Linked DNA regions of Homo sapiens: region 2 is linked to region 1. The links are chromatin loops, found by intact Hi-C in ENCODE. Cell type or tissue: PC-3. All regions are shown on one strand. Each heading gives the region's core, and the rest is flanking DNA. Links, peaks and the distances in the headings are about the cores only.

What was found. A loop is a pair of places that touch in the nucleus more often than their neighbours do. Peaks named below come from ENCODE experiments on the same cell type or tissue, not always from the same donor. Only the 100,000 strongest peaks of a DNase experiment are listed, where the experiment ranks them.
Region 2: it touches region 1 in a loop (6-fold over the local background); 19 of 110 quality-filtered maps call a loop at or near these places.

Annotation. Positions count from the first base shown.
Region 1 is chr14:59,024,581-59,033,006 of GRCh38, forward strand. No RefSeq gene overlaps it. Among named protein-coding and RNA genes, the nearest start is that of DAAM1, 160 kb to the right of the region's middle. RefSeq lists a silencer at 4,152-4,201. In PC-3, for the core only: a CTCF peak has its summit at 4,178 (motif pointing right); DNase peaks (open chromatin) are centred at 2,201 and 4,071; H3K4me3 peaks cover 352 bases; H3K27ac peaks cover 344 bases; H3K27me3 peaks cover 528 bases.
Region 2 is chr14:58,496,484-58,504,909 of GRCh38, forward strand. KIAA0586 reads left to right here. Exons shown (of 31, transcript NM_001329943.3): 27 at 2,300-2,477. Among named protein-coding and RNA genes, the nearest start is that of KIAA0586, 73 kb to the left of the region's middle. RefSeq lists a silencer at 4,768-5,062. In PC-3, for the core only: CTCF peaks have their summits at 4,928 (motif pointing right) and 5,130; a DNase peak (open chromatin) is centred at 4,938.

The DNA.
Region 1 (8,426 bases), core at 1,110-6,109:
TCTTTACCTGGAATCCATGGATAGGCTTCGGGCAGTATTAGCCTCTGAATATGCCTGCAATATTTGCAGTGTGTGCATGTGTATTTGTGTATGCATGCACACACATCTAAAGGGAAAATCTTTAGATTTGATCAAAATCATGATGGTGTGTAAAGAATCAAAAACTATATGAGCCACTGTTTGGGGATGAAATTCTTAACTCTTAGTTCCAGTTGAGAATTAACACTTTACTTTGACCTGAAACTCAGCTGTTTTACGGAGTCATTTTTCTGGGAATGGTGTCCATGGTATTATGGTACTTAGTCTCCTGATCATGGTACGAAGTATTGATTGATTTAATATGGGCAGTTTGTTCTTTCTGCATCGCTATCAAAGATAAATTGGGACTATAAGTTGAACAATGATATACCTTGCAACCATTGAGCTAATGTTGTTGAATTGTGTTACTTAATTTGGAATTATAGCCGAAAATAGGTGATGCTCCATAAACATGTGCTTGATCTTTATAGATGAAACAAACTCAAGCCACAGGGCATCTTTTTAGTTAAGTGAATATGAGTCAGTATTTATCTGGAGACCAACAGGATTTCAGCTGGATCTGGCCTTCAGTTATTTTATTTTATGTTATGTATGGTGAGATCATAGATCCTAACTGTACACTTTAGTTTTGACAACAGCTTACACCTGTATGACCCATACGCCTGTCAAGATACAGAACATGACCGTGATTCCAGACAGTTCCTTTGCTTCTTTTCTCAGGAATCTTCTCTCTCAAGACTGATCTGGTTTCTTTCATTGCTAGCTAATCCTTTAATTATTGTAGAATTTTGTTCTAGTTTCTTATTTAGAAAATCAATTGTTATATTGGCATAGATTACTTTTTTTCAGTTTGTGCTGCCTAGAGTCTTAAAGATCTTTGGAGGTGGCTGGGGAGCCACTACCAGAGGATTGGAAGAAGGGGTGAAAGAGGATCTCAGATATTTTAGACACTTTCCCAACCCCTCCTTCAAGTGGAGTAGTTCCCTCTCTGAACTCTTTTATAAACTGGAATTCCATGTGGGGTTTGGTTTTAAAAGGGGGCTCTACCAGGTGCCTATGAATAGTGGATTGGATAAAGAAAATGTGGCACATATACACCATGGAATACAACTCAGCCATAACAAAGAATGATATCATATCCTTTGCAGCAACATAAATGCAGCTGGAGGCCATTATTCTAAGTGAATTAACACAGAAACAGAAAACCAAATACCACACGTTCCCACTTCTAAGAGAGAGCTAAACATTGGGTAGACATAGACACAAAGATGCGAACAATAAACACTGAGGATTCCAAAAAGCAGGGAGGGAGGAAGGGGAACACGTGTTGAAAACCTGCCCATTGGGTACTATGTTCACTACTTGTGTGTCAAGAACATTAGAAGCCCAAACCTCAGCATCATTCAGTAGACCCATGTAACGAACCTATACAAATACTTCCTAAATCAACAAATTTTAAATAAAAAGGTGTTCTACTTATTTTAAAAATTTATCTGACATAGGTCATTGTGCCAAAAACAACTACAATGTTTCAGTTAAACTATTATATAATCTGACTCTTGAAATGACAGTTAAGACTTCCTAAGATCCAAGGGAGGAAGTAATGGTTGGCAGCTGTGCAGAATGAAGGCTAATGAAATGAGGTGGCCCCACATTGAAGCCAGCAGCAACAGGACTTGGGAAAGCAATTCCTCAGTGGGGGTAGCCTTCCCTGAATGTGTCTTTGAAGTCACGTAGAGGAATTTGTTAATGATGCTCGTGCATTTTCTGCTATGTTTTCTCTATTTCTCTTGTAAGGTGACCATTTTGACTGTTTCAGGTCAATCTTGTGCCTTAAAATCAACTGGACTCAGGAACTGGCCAGAATCACTTACGAAAATATCTAAGTTTGGAATTGTCCTATTTTCTCCCCCAAATGCAAGTTCATTGTTTTGTGAATTACAACCTAAGGTCTATCTGTGCTAGGAGGTTTTGCTTTAATAGTAGAAACTGTAAATTATATACACTACAAATGTTCTCATATTTTCTGTCTTCTCATTATGGAAGACATTATGCCAATTACTCAAGGATCTAGAACCAGAAATACCATTTGATCCAGCAATCTCATTACTGGGCATATACCCAAAGGAGTATGAATCATTCTACTATAAAGACATATGTTTATTGCAGCATTATTTACAATAGCAAACACATGGAACCAACCCAAATGCCCATTAATGATAGACTGGATAAAGGAAGTGTGGTACATATACATCATGGAATACTATGCAGCCATAAAAAGGAATGAGATCATGTTCTTTGCAGGGACATGGATGAAGCTGGAAGCCATCATCTTCAGCAAACTAACACAGGAACAGAAAGCCAAACACCGCATGTTCTCACCATAAGTGGGAGCTGAACATTGAGAACACATGGACAGAGTGGGAAACAACACACACCAGGGCCTTTTGAGGAGTAGGGGGTGAGGGGAGGGAACGTAGAGGACAGGTCAATAGGTGCAGCAAACCACCGTGGCACACGTATACCTATGTAACAAACCTGCACGTTCTGCACATGTATCATGGTTTTTTTGTTTTAGAAGAAATAAAGAAAAAAAAGTTCTCATATTTAAGATAGGTCAATAGAAGAAACTATCTTTAGAATACAATTTATTTTTCTGAATTATCTGCTACTAGCTAAGTTTTATAAAGGGCCCATTAGAGAAGCATCTTTGTTGGTTGGTTGTTTTGATGCTGTATTCCTTTATTTCCCCCCAAAAAAGGGCATACATAATAATATTTTATATTTATATCTTGATTTACAGTGTGTAAAATGTCACATCGGTTTGTCATAACAACCCTGCAAAATATGTATTATAATGTCTATTTTAAAGATGAATAAAGTGAGATGCTGTGAGGTTGAGTGACCTGGTCACAAAGGTAGAGAGCACTAGAGGTCATACTCGTCCTAATATCTAAATCATTAGTATAGGCCGGGGGCGGTGGCTCATGCCTGTAATCCCAGCACTTTGGGAAGCTGAGACAGGCAGATCACCTGAGGTCAGGAGTTCAAGACCAGCCTGGCCAACATGGCAAAAACCCATCTCTACCAAAAAATACAAAAATTAGCCAGACGTGGTGGCGGGCACCCATAATCACAGTCACTCGGGAAGCTGAAGCATGAGAGCCACTTGAAGCAGGGAGGCAGAGGCTACAGAGAGCCGAAATCGCGCCACTGCATTATAGCCTGGGTGACAGAGTGAACTCTGTCTCAAAATAATAATAATAAATTAATTAATTAAAATAAATAAATCACTAGTATATGTCATATATCCAGGACCTAGTATCATTTACCTGCATTCTTTAAAAAGTACTGATGTGTTAAAAGACAATGAGTAGATAACTGTTCTTAATGCTAGACCTCAGTCTTACCCCACTTACTATTGTCTTGCAATGAAATTAAAATATTTAAAAATTTTAAAAGAATGTTTCCATGCAGAAAGGAGACAAAATCATTCCTCAAAACTTGAGAAAGTTCCAGGCAAAGGGAAATGATTAATTTCTCTTAAAGCAGATCAGGTCTTTCATCTTGGCAAATTACTCTGAATTAGAAGTCTTCCCTAGATTGTAGATCAAACTTAACAAGGCTCGCTGAACTAAGAAAAGGCATATTTGACTGCATGGTGAGAAAAGTAAAAAATAAAAGACAAAGGCTCCTGCGAAAAATCTCCCTGCAAATGCCTGTAATACACACAGTGAACAAGCCAAGCTTTGCTAACACATGTGCCCAGCCTGATCATTGGCGCCTGATGAAGTGGCATATTATAAGCGAGGATTGAGAATATAATTTTTAAACAAATAATCACTTAACTGAATGCACCATTACTTAGAATATACACTTCCTATCAAAGAAGAAAGAGCATTTAGTCACACATGAGGAGCACCAATGCTGGAAGGGAATAGAGTCTAGCAGAGCATAACATTGCAATCCTGGGGGCAAATTGGAGCCATAAATCTGGATGAGTCACTGAGGGCCTGAATTCCTACAGCTATCACAGATGAGGGTAAAGAGGAGAATAAACAGCAGAGAAAACAGATGACAAAGGGTGAGACTGGGCAGCTGGACAAAAGGCTGCACACGTTGTTAGGACCCCGGGAAGCCACAGGAGGGCAGCAGAAGCAAGTGGCACAGACGTAAGTTACAGAGCGTCCTTTCAGGAAGGGTGCATTTTAAAACATATCAATCTGTCACAGAATCTAGACTTCAAACCGCTGGAAGTTAGTGGAGTATTTCTTAATGGCTCTTATGCCATTAAACTGAACCCAAAACAATGTTTATATGCAATCTAAAGATTCAAAGGATTAGGTAGGAGAAGTGAGTCTGGTGAAGGGATTTTCTGAGCAGGGAAGACAGAAGGTGCATTCTTCCTTTCATTATTTTCTCATTGTCTGCCATCATGGGTAGAGTATTCATGGACCAGTAACTAAGAATTCAGGACAGAGGCTGTGGCCTTTCTTAGAAGTAGTGGCAAGCAGGCAGCTAAAGATATGCTAACAACCTCAATCAGAATGTAGAATGAATGAAAAGTGTATCTGAGGAAATTGACAATTGATTGACGAGACTCCTTAATTGCTCATTAAAATTATACCTGGGGAGCTACAATGAGGGTCCCTCCAGAAAGGACCCTCTTAGCCACTTCTTGTGCTCCCATGAGTTTTTAATAATTGTATGAATAAAAGAGCATAGATTTTTGCTTAATCACATTTCTTTTCAAAAAGGAAAGTGAGAATCTATTACTGAAAAAGAAAATACCATTCCAGCATGCCATCTAAGTAGTGCCCAAAACAGACCTGTCATTATGTTAAGAGCTAATTTTGACCTATGGATGAACTTCTTTACTTCAATTTAAGGATAGAAAGCTCAACTTTTAAGGATATGGGTGAATCTGCCCTATAATGTTGGGACAGTGAGTAGGAAAATACTTATTTTGTTCAGGGAATGTATTCTTTTCACCCTTTCCCCTTGAGGCTTGAATTTGCTTTTTCATCTTTATAAAAATCTGATAAATTATCAAAATAAAATAGGCATTAACCAAGAATTCCCTTTCTAGGAAATGATTCCAAAAATTAATCAGATGCAAAAAGTGATGTATGTTCAAGGATGTTTTGAGGAATGGATGTCCTATTTACGTTTGAGAAAATGGAAAATAACCTCACATTTTTATAATAATAATAACAATAACAAATCTTTATTGAATATTAACTTTGTACCAGATCCTACTAAGCCCTCTTACTTGTTTCTCACAACAAGCCTAGCAGGTAGGTGTTATTACTATACCCATTTTGGAGATGAGAAAGCCATGCCTCCAAAAGGTTAAGCAACTTGCTGAAGGTCACACATCTAATACAAATTGGAGTGGGGATTTTGGTTCCAGAACCCATAGATTTAACATCTATATTATATATCTTCTTTTTATATAACAGAATGATTAAATATATTTGGGTACATCCTCATAATAGGATATTTTCCAAAATTAAACATCGTGATTTTTGAAAAATAGTAATGCAAAATGAAAAACAATATAATGTTAAGTGAATAAATCAGGATACAAAATAGTAGGTGCAGTATGATTTCAATTGCGTAAGATTCAAAAGAAAAATACATGTGAACATGTTCAAAGTGAACATGTTTCTGGATGGTATATTGAAATTCTTGTCTTTTCATCTTTTCGTATTTTCTAGTTCTTTATATGAGCATACTTTGCTTCTATAATTATGAAGTTATTGTGTAGCAGATGCACAGTGAAGAGAACTTTTGCATTTTTATTCTGTAAGAAAATTTGACATAATGAATGCTGTAGTTTGGATATGGTTTGTTTGTCCCCACCAAATCTCTTGTTTGAATTTGATCCTCAATGTTGGAGGTGGGGCACAATGGAAGGTGTTTGGGTCAGGGGGTGAATCCCTCATGAACAGATTAATGCCCTCCCTCTGGGGCGAGTGAGTTCTCACTCTATTAGTTTCCATGACAGCTGGTTGTTGAAAAGAGCCTGGCACCTCACCTCTCTCTCTCTTGCTTCCTTTCTCTGCAAACCTGTGATCTCTGCACAAGTCAGTTTCCCTTCACCTTCCACCATGAGTAGAAACAGCCTGAGGCCTTCACCAGATGCAGATGCCCAATCTCAAACTTTTTCAGCCATCAGGACTGTGAGCCAAATAGTCCCTTTTTATTTACAAATTACCCATCCTCGGATATTCCTGCACAGCAATACAAAATGGACCAAGACAATGAACTTGACAGTTGCTTAGGAATTTGTAGGCAAATTTGCATGAGTCCAAACATTTGGTGGGAGGTGAGGAACAAGAATCTGACTCCTATCAGTAATTCATAGCTACTGAAACTTGTTGGGGAGAATTATGGTGGCTTAACTAAGTAGCAGTAAAATGTGATTGAGGCCCGTAAATAAAATCACCATGAGGGTGGAAAAGAGCTGGGGTTAGCGGTTGACCCCTGCAATTGTGAACCTTCCCATAGAGACAGTATGTCCCAGTTAGGATGCCTTTGCCTATGAATGACACAATACCCAGCTAAAATTGGCATAGGTAATAAGTATATTACTTTCCATGAGAAGCTCAGAGGCACAGTGGTTCCAGATTTGGTTCAGCAAACTAATATGCGCAATGAAGCCAGATCCTTCCAGTCTTTTCTCTCACCATTCTCAGCATGTTGACAACCTCTCCCCTCATTGTCTCATAATGGTGGCAGTAGTTCCAGGCATCACTTGGAGATTTGACCACATTCAATGTGTATGGAAAGTTGTTTTTCCTCCCATGCATTTCTTCTTACTAAGAAAAACCTTTTCCTGAAGCCCCTGATATATTTCCCATTGTTCTCTATCAGGTAGGATTATATACTAGCAAGAGAGTAGGAAAGGGGAATGGCTTTTGGGTAGGCAACATCCATTATCTGCACAAGTTGTTCTGGGTGATGCAGGGAATAGTAGAACTTCACCTGGTCCTTCAGGTGAAGGAGCTGTGTATTCAAGCATTGTAAATTGGGAGCCCCAGACAGATTTGACATGGAGCACCTTGGATGCATGTAGCAATGACTGGGAATGGGAATCAGGGACCAACCTCCTGAATGAGATAAAGGTCAATCATCCTGAGACTTCCGGGTATTACAGGAGAGAAGGCGCTGGTGGGATTCAAGTGATTTAATGGGCACATTTAAAGGAAATGTGGGATGGGCGTGGTGGCTCATGCCTGTAATCCCAGCACTTTGAGAGGCCAAGGTGGGTGGATTGCTTGAGCTCAGGAGTTCGAGACCAGCCTGGACAATATGGTGAAACCCCATCTCTAGAAAAAATACAAAAATTAGCCAGGTGGAGTGGTGCATAACTGTTGTCTCAGCTACTCGAGAGGCAGAGGTGGGAGGATCGCTTGAACCTGGGAGGCAGAGGTTGCAGTGAGCCAAGATCACTCCACTGCACTCCAGCGGGCAATAGAAGGAAACCTTGAAAAGAAAAAAGAAAAGAAAAGAAAAGAAAAAAAGAAAAGAGAAAAGAAAAGAAAAAGAAAAGGAAAAGAAAAATGTGACCATACATCATGCTGGTAAATGGGATGTTGAGATTACATTTTGATAGAAGAATGAAATTATCTAAGAGGACATGTTAGCAAGATAATATGGTAAGATAAACATTTTATATGAAATAAAAAAATAATAATTTGATTGGTAAATAAGGCAAAGAAAGCTAAAAGATTTTTTAAAAAACAAGCTGAAACAATACCAGCAAATGCATACATGAAGAATAAAAAATAATTTGGCTAAAAGAAAATGTTAGAAGAATAAAAAGGATCAAATATAGTGATACACAAAGTCAATTAAATGTATACATTTGACACATTAAAAAAAAAAAAAAAATAGAAGAAACATTCCCCAAAATCTTGGGACTCATATAACTTTAGTTCATTACCCTTCGTGTTGTGGTAATTAGAGAAGGCCAGCAAACATTTTTTTAAAAAATTTCTTACATAAGTCTGAAACCTAAGAAAGGATGTCCCCATAGCCTCTTGCTGAAGTTGGTTGTCTCTGGGCTTTTATATTTTTACCGTTCTGGAAAAAACTGCCAACTTTGGCCCAGCTCCAACTGTTCTTCCTTGCTGGCCCCAGTGGAAATGTGGTCACTGCCTTATTCCTGCTCAGGCAGACCAACCAGTCCACATTCAGTTCTTGCTATTTTAATAAAGCCATCATTTTTCAACAGAAAATTCATAATTGAGCAAATCATATGCAAATCACATCCACACCTGGGGAATTCTGTTTAGTCCACAAAGGACAGCTACCCAATTTGCAAGCACAGCATCTAAATAAGGCTAAATCAAGAGTAATGGCACATGTCAAATTCCCAA
Region 2 (8,426 bases), core at 2,127-7,126, 530 kb before region 1:
ATTCTAAACACTGCCCAAGAGTCTCCAAGGGATTTCATATTAATTATGAACAGTATTTTTTAATTTAAAGGATGTTGAGGCAATCAGTATTCCTAAAGAAGAGTCAGGCTAAGGGAATAAGGAGAGATAGAGATGTACATAGGAGAATGAAGGCAAATTGAAGAGAATCTTGAATGTTGAGCTAAGAAGTTTAGATTTTATTTTATAGTCAATGGAATCATCAAAGGTGTTTCAGCAGTGATTTCTTCATATAGTCTAGTTAAAAAAAACACTTGTTGGTTGAAATTAAACCCCTTTTAAATGAGAAACATGGGAGCTTTCAGATAATTGGAATTTTGCTTCAGTTCTTAATTAGTAAATTCATTAATTAGAATATCTCAAGTCATAAAATGTACTAGTGATTAGGATATATAATTTTTTAATACAGAAAGAAAATAGGAGTCTTATATTTTTTCATTTGTTCATTTATTTCATAGATTTCATTTAAAACAATTTTTTTTTTTTTTTTGAGACGGAGTTTCGCTTTTGTTGCCCAGGCAGGAATGCAGTGGCGGGATCTCGGCTCACCACAACCTCCACCTCCTGGGTTCAAGTGATTCTTCTGCTTCAGCCTCTCGAGTAGCTGGGGTTACAGGCATGCACTACCATGCCCGCTAATTTTGTATTTTTAGTAGAGATGGGTTTTTGCCATGTTGATCAGGATTGTCTGGAACTCCTGACTTCAGGTGATCCACCCACCTCGGCCTCCCAAAGTGCTGAGATTACAGGCGTGACCCACCATGCCCAGCCAACGATTTTTGTGCTTTTTGTATTTTTTATTTTTCCCAAGGAAAATAACATTATTAAATATGACTAAAGTATTCTTCTATAATCTGTATACTTTTTTTTTTTTTTGAGACAGAGTATCACTCTGTCGCCCAGGCTGGAGTTCAGTGGCTCAGTCTCGGCTCACTGCAGCCTCTGCCTCCTGGTTTCAAGTGATTTTCCTGCCTCAGCCTCCCAGGTAGCTGGGACTACAGGCACCCGCCACCACGCCTGGCTAATTTTTGTACTTTTTTTTTAGTAGAGACGGGGTTTCACCATATTGGCCAGGCTGGTCTCAAACTCCTGACCTTGCGATCTGCCCGCCTTGACCTCCCAAAGTGCTGGGTGGTGTGAGCCACCACGCCAGGCCTCTATACTTTTATAAAAATCTTATTATTGATATATGGGGTAACCTTTATGCTGTTTAAAGTATATTATTCTCCTCATCAATTGTTTATTGTAAAGTTTACACTAACAAACTTTAGGCAATTTTTATTCATGAAGAATGAGAGAAATTTTCTGTTATTCCCATTTTAAGCTGTATGAACAATGTGTAATGCATACCAGCATTTAGTGGTTTTGATTTTTTTTTTTTTTTTTTTTTTTTTGAGACAGAGTCTCGCTCTGTCACCCAGGCTGGAGTGCAGTGGTGCAATCTCAGCTCACTGCAAGCTCCACCTCCCGGGTTCACACCATTCTCCTGCCTCAGCCTCCCGAGTAGCTGGGACTACAGGTGCCTGCCACCATGCCCAGCTAATTTTTTGTATTTTTAGTACAGACGGGGTTTCACCATGTTGGCCTGGATGGTCTTGATCTCCTGACCTTGTGATCCGCCGCCTCGGCCTCCCAAAGTGCTGGTATTACAGGCATGAGCCACCGTGCCCAGCTGATTTTTTGTGTTTTTTTTGACACAGGGTCTCACTGTATCACCCATGCTGGAGTACAGTCGTGCAGTCTCGCTCACTGCAGCCTCTGCCTCCTGGGTTCAAGCTAGCCTCCTGCCTCAGCCCCTTAAGTAAATGGGACTACAGGTGTGTGCTGTGATGCCCAGCTAATTTTTGTATTTTTTGTCGAGACAGGGTTTCGCCATGTTGCCTAGGCTGGTCTTGAACTCCTGAGTTCAAGTGATCCACCTGCCTCGGCCTCCTAAAGTGCTAGGATTATAGGCATGAGCCACCGTGCTGGCCCCATTGAGTGTTTTAAATTGTAATATAATTTTTCTTATGTATTTTATTGCTATTTAATTGGTGCTTGAAAAACTGGTTAATTTCATAAAATATATGAAATTATTATATTGAAAACAAAGCCTATCACGAGGCTTATTAGACTAACTTCTTGAACTTTTCTTGCATGTAATGTATATGTGGCATAGAAGGCAGTTTGTAAAATACCTTCCAAGGAGTCAAAGGGTATTGTTCATGATATTTGGCAAAGATTTCCTGTTTTGACTTGATTTTAATATAATGGTTTTAACAATTGTTTCTGCTTTTTAAAGGACTTGGAAAACAGTGTGGGTGAACTTAGTGAAGGACAAAGACCCCAGCTAACAGCGGCAGCAGAGAACATCTTAATGGGACATTCTCTCTATATGCAGCCACCTGTCACTAATACACAGTCTTTGGATCAACAATGTGATCCTAAACCATTATCTCGGCAATTTGACACAGTTTCAGGTAGACACCAAAATATTTTTTCTTGATGTGTCATAGTAGTATCCCTAATCTGAGTTGAGGAAAGTATACCTATTTTCAGATAGGGGCTTGCAAAATTTCTTTATTAAAAGGGATTTTAATAATTGGAAAGTTTGGTGATAACTTTTTTTATAGTATATATAGCAGTGTTTCCCCAAATGTGATTCATATATCAGTGTTGGTACATGAACCTTTGGGTGGTATGTGAATTAATTTTGGTAATACACATACATACACTTAAAACTTTTTAACTGTGATACTTTTATTTTATTTCATTCTATTTATTTATTTAGAGACGGAGTCTTGCTCTGTCACTCAGGCTGGAGTGCAGTGACACAATCTCGGCCCACTGCAAGCTCTGCCTCCCGAGTTCACCCCATTCTCCTGCCTCAGCCTCCCGAGCAGCTGGGACTACAGGAGCCCACCACCACGCCTGGCTAATTTTTTGTATTTTTAGTAGAGATGGGGTTTCACCATGTTAGTCAGGATGGTCTCGATCTCCTGACCTCGTGATCCGCCCTCCATGGCCTCCCAAAGTGCTGGAATTACAGGTGTGAGCCACCGCGCCTAGCCTATTTTATTTTATTTTATTTTTTTGGAGACGGAGTCTTGCTTTGTCGCCCAGGGTGGAATGCAATGGCACAATCTCGGCTCACTGCAACCCCTGCCTCCTGGGTTCAAGCTATTCTCCTGCCTCAGCCTCCCGAGTAGCTGGGATTACAGGCGCCTGCCACCATGCCCAGCTAATTTTTGTATTTTTATTAGAGACAGGGTTTCACTATGTTGGCCAGGCTGGTCTCGAACTCCTGACCTCAGGTGATCTGCCCACCTTGGCCTCCCAAAGTGCTGGGATTACAGGCATGAGCCACCATGCCCAGCCGATGCATTTATTGTAATATGTACTAGAAAAATATAACGAATCCATGAAAATTGACATAACAGATCTTTAGGACAAGGTTAAATTAGATAATACTGTAGACATTTATTCTTTATGCTATATGAATTTCAGTAGCACTCTGCATTCAGGACTATTTTAGAATTTAAATAAACTTTCTGTTGTGACACACTGGAAATAAGGATAGAATAGAGAATACCAATCACTAGCATATATAGTTGACTCTCATCTATGGACCATTGTTATATTCTGTGGTCACCACAAACATATTAACAAGTATTGAACCATTACTCCTAGGGGAAATACAGGATTAGGTTTCTGTGAGCCTCTGGTCATAACATTTTTATCAACTGATCAATACATAATCTGGTTTTATTTATGTTTCTGTTTAAAGAAGTCTTATTTAATATATATTTTGGATTCATTAATATTGAACTCACAGCCATTGAACTATCCAGCAGTATAACTTGTGCCTGAAGGAAGCCTATCTAACATGTATATTTTCTCCATAAGACACAGCGGAGCCTTTTTGTGCTTAGAAACACTAGACAGGCCAGATGCAGTGGCTCACGCCTGTAATCCAGCACTTTGGGAGGCCAAGGTGGCAGATCACCTGAGGTCAGGAGTTTAAGACCAGCCTGGCCAACATGGTGAAACCTCATCTCTACTAAAAATGCAAAAATTAGCCGGGCATAGTGGCAGATGCCTGTAATCTCAGCTACTTGGGAAGCTGAGGCAGAAGAATTGCTTGAACCCGGGAGGCTCAGAGGGCAGAGGGCAGAGGTTGCAGTGAGCCGAAATCACGCCACTGCACTCCAGCCTGGGCAGCAAGAGCGAGTCTCTGCCTCAAAAAAAAAAAAAAGAAAAGAAACACTAGACAGTACTTCAGCACTAAGGGGCCATTTTAAACAGTGAAATCACCAAAAAAAAGGGGATGAAATCTGAAAAACAGCTTTACGTATACTGTGAAAAGGTCACTTGTTTACAGTATGAGAGCTGGAATAAGGTGGAATGTATCGTTGTTCAGCATCAACTGGAAAAATGCATGTTAGGTAATTTAAGTTTTTCACCACTCTGTACATGTCCACAAATGACCACAAAGGTGCTGCAAGTATTGATTTGGGGGGTTATAAATACGTTTTAGCGAGTAGATAAATTTGCAAATATGTAATTTACAAATAAATGAGGATCTGCTATATTCTTATTATTGATTTTTAAATGCCCATTGTTTCTTTCTCTTAAGTGAAAAGAAACTTCTGGAGGCATGCAGATTTGCCAGAAATCAGAAAAGGAAAAGCCTGAAGTATTTAGTTTCATATTGAGTGAACACCTTGTATCATTCAGAATTGGGAGAATTCCGAGACTGAATTTCCCATGTGAATAAATGTAAAGATTGGCCTTATTTCTCATTTTGTACACATAATGAGAGTATTAAATGTTTTACATTCTTTAAAATTTGTAGGATTCAAATGGCATGAAATGTGACTTACATTTATGTCCAGCTAAATTTGCAGAATGCAGTTAAACAGAGTTAACACTAGGTGGCTCTCGCAGATCACTTGAACTGCTAGGTACTTAAGAGCTACTAGGTATCTGAGAGCAACTAGGTACTTAGTTGAAATGTTACAGAATAAACTCCCTGAGGAGATAGCCTCTTCAGTCCTTTTTAAATATCTGGTAACCCTAGCAGATTACCTATAGTACAGTGCATTTTTAATCTTAGGTACATTGTAGGTATTTAATTGGAAAAAATAAGTAATATGGTATAACATAAGATTGAACACATATGTAAGGCAGTATAGCAGAATAGCTAAGAGTTTAGGCTTTGAGAGTTTCAGAAATGGGTTTGAATTCCAGCTCTATGTATCTTTGGTCAAATAACTTAATGTTCCTGAACCCAAATTTCTTTATGTGTCAAGTGGGGATAATATTGCTATGTACGAAATTACCCCACATTTAACAGCTGAAGGCAGCAAACATTTATTATTTCACAGAACTCTGAAAGTCACAAATCCGGTAGTGGCTTACCTGGGTGGTTTTCAGGATCTCTCCTGATGTGGCAGTCAAGGTGATGGCTTGGACTGAGGTCATCTGAAGGCTTGACTAGGGTTGAAGGATCCACTTTCCAAGTTCACTCACATGGATTTAGCAAGAGGCTTCACTTCCTCACCATGTTAACCAGTCCATAGGGCCGTGAATGATGTGGTAGCAGACATCTCCCAAGAGAAAGTAAGCAATCAAGATGGAAACCATAATGTCTTTTTTTTTTTCTTTTCTTTTGAGACAGAGTCTCGCTCTGTTGCCCAGGCTGGAGTGCAGTGGTGCGATCTCAGCTCACTGCAACCTCTGCCTCCTGGGTTCAAGTGATTCTCCTACCTCAGCCTCCTGAGTAGCTGGGACTACAGATGCACGCCGCCACCTCGCCTGGCTGATTTTTGTATGTTTTTGTAGAGACGGGGTTTTGCCATGTTGGCCAGGCAGGTCTCAAACTTCTGACCTCAAGTGATCCACCCGCCACAGCCTCCCAAAGTGCTGGGATTACACGTGTGAGCCACTGCGCCCAGCTGATAATGTCTTTTATAACCTAATCTCCAAAGTGACATGCCATCACTTCTGTCATATTCCATTGATAACACAGACCAATCATGGAACAACTTAAGAGGTGACTTTTAAAAGGTGTAGATACCAGGAGGGCAGGGATCACTGGGGGCTATCTTGGAGGTAATAGTGTCTATCTCATTATGGTTATTAGGTACATGTATTTGACAATGCATGTAAAGTACTAAGCTCAGTGCTTGGCACATGGTGTTGTTCTCTTTAATAATGCTTGGAGTATGAAAAGTACTATCTTATATGTACTTAATAGAATCAGAAACTATCAACAGTTGACTAAAAGGACTTTGCCTATAGAAAACTAATTTGTTCCTCTTGTTTCAAGATTTTCTCCTGGTGACCACAGACTATAACTGTGGTCCATAGATGAGAATCAACTATATATGCTAGTGATTGGTATTGCTTTTCGTCTTGATTTTTAATAACTTTGCTTACAGAGGGTCATCTCTTCTTACTTTGCCCCTCCCCACCCCTGCTAATTTTCAGGAAGTGTCCTATTTTCTGTAGTCCTCTATCACTGTCTCCATTCCTGAGGCTCTCAGGTTGGGTTGAGTAACTGAAAGTTGCAAAATTGGCTTTGAGGAGTTGTCTTGGGAAACCTAAAATGTAAGCTGTAATTTGAGTGAATTATTTGTGGACCCTGGGATATACTACCAACTACAGCTTTTTATTTACTCAAAAAACCTGTATTGAATACCCACTGTATACCTAGAACTATGTAAGTACTACATTAAGCACTCAAGATTCAAAGATGATAGATATCTGCTCTCAAGATATTTACTAACTAGTGTGGGAGAAATAAATAACAATTATAATATTGTGTGACTAGTACAACACAGACGGCTGTGGGAGTGCAGAGGAGGAACTTAACTCATTTGTGAGGGCTTAGAAAAGGTTTTCTGCAAGATCCAATGTGAAATTGAATCTTAAGGGAATTAGCCAGATGGTAAATTATGATAAGAATATTCCAGTTTGTTCATTTACTTATTCAGAAGATATTTTTGAGTGCCTGCTATGTGCTGAGCATGTGCTAGGTGCTAGGAATATGAAACTTGGTAAGGCCCTGTTCACAATGATTTTTTTTCTCTAGTAGACATAGTAGATAAGAAAGCAAAAACATGCAATAAATTACTGTAGTTATTGTGAAGAAGCCCGTATAGGATGGAGGTACAGGTCAATTGTAGTTGAAGGGATTCAGGAAAGACTTCATAGATGAGGGAAGTCTTGCTTGAAGTGACTCCTCAAAGATGAATAAATGCTTGCCATGTGGTGAGTGAGGAGGGACCTTTCAGACAGAATATGCAATGAGACAGGGGACAAAGGCAAAAAAAAAAAAAAAGCAAGGGTTAATCGTGGAAATGCAGTGTTTTTGTCAAAGAATTAGAGCTTAAGATGCAGTGAAATTGCAGCAGGGAGCAGAAACCAGGTCATGAAAAGCCCTGGATTATCTATTAAGGAGTACAGTAAGGATCGCTTTGTATACAAAATGGGAAATAATAACAGTCTTACTTTTTACTTTATACTTATTCCCATGAACAATTCAGCCTTAAGTTTCTGTCAGTTCTGAATGTTGTGTGATATTCATCAGTCTGTTAAAGATTGTAAGTAAATGAGTGATGTGATCATATTTACCTTTTATTTAGCAAGATCATCTGAGATGCAATGTGATGGATAGATTGGAAGAGTTAAGACTGGAGGCAAGGAGCCTGATTAGACAACCATTAAAGTTGACCTGATGAGACATTATTCAGTAATGAGGATATATAAAAAGGGAGATTTGAGAGAGAATTAAGGAGATGGACAGGAATTCATTTGAATGTGAGCAGTACAAAAGAAGCAGAAAGTCTAAGAAATCCCTAGGTTTCTGTCTAGAATTATTGGATAGATGGTCATCTCAGTCACTGAGAGAGAGCGAATATGGAGGAAGGACAGAATTAGGAGGAAAGAGATTGAATGGGGTTTATACATACTGAATTTGTGATGCCTTTGACTTTCATACAAATGAAAAAAATCCATTAGATATGCCGGACCAAAAACTCTTGCTGGACTGGCAATTTTAGGCAAACTTAGTCTTCTCTAAAAGTCTGCCATGGTTGCTTTCCACTATAACAAAATTCTAGGAAAGTAAAATTAGGGATTTCTAGTTATGATTAATTAAATTAAATTTGACTTGAATGAAATAATATTTTAAATATCCCTCTTTTAAAGGTCTAACTTGCATTATACAGGTAAGACACCCACACTCAATGAGCCTGCTTGTTAGAAGACACAGCAAATTCAGCACTGTTATGATTGCTGTCAGGGAATCCTTTCCTGACCCTTATCACTGGGTTAAATACCTGTCATGTGTACTCTCTATAATTCTCTAATGTCACCTGCCTAATGTTGCTCTTATCACACTGATATTAATCTCATGTGAGGGT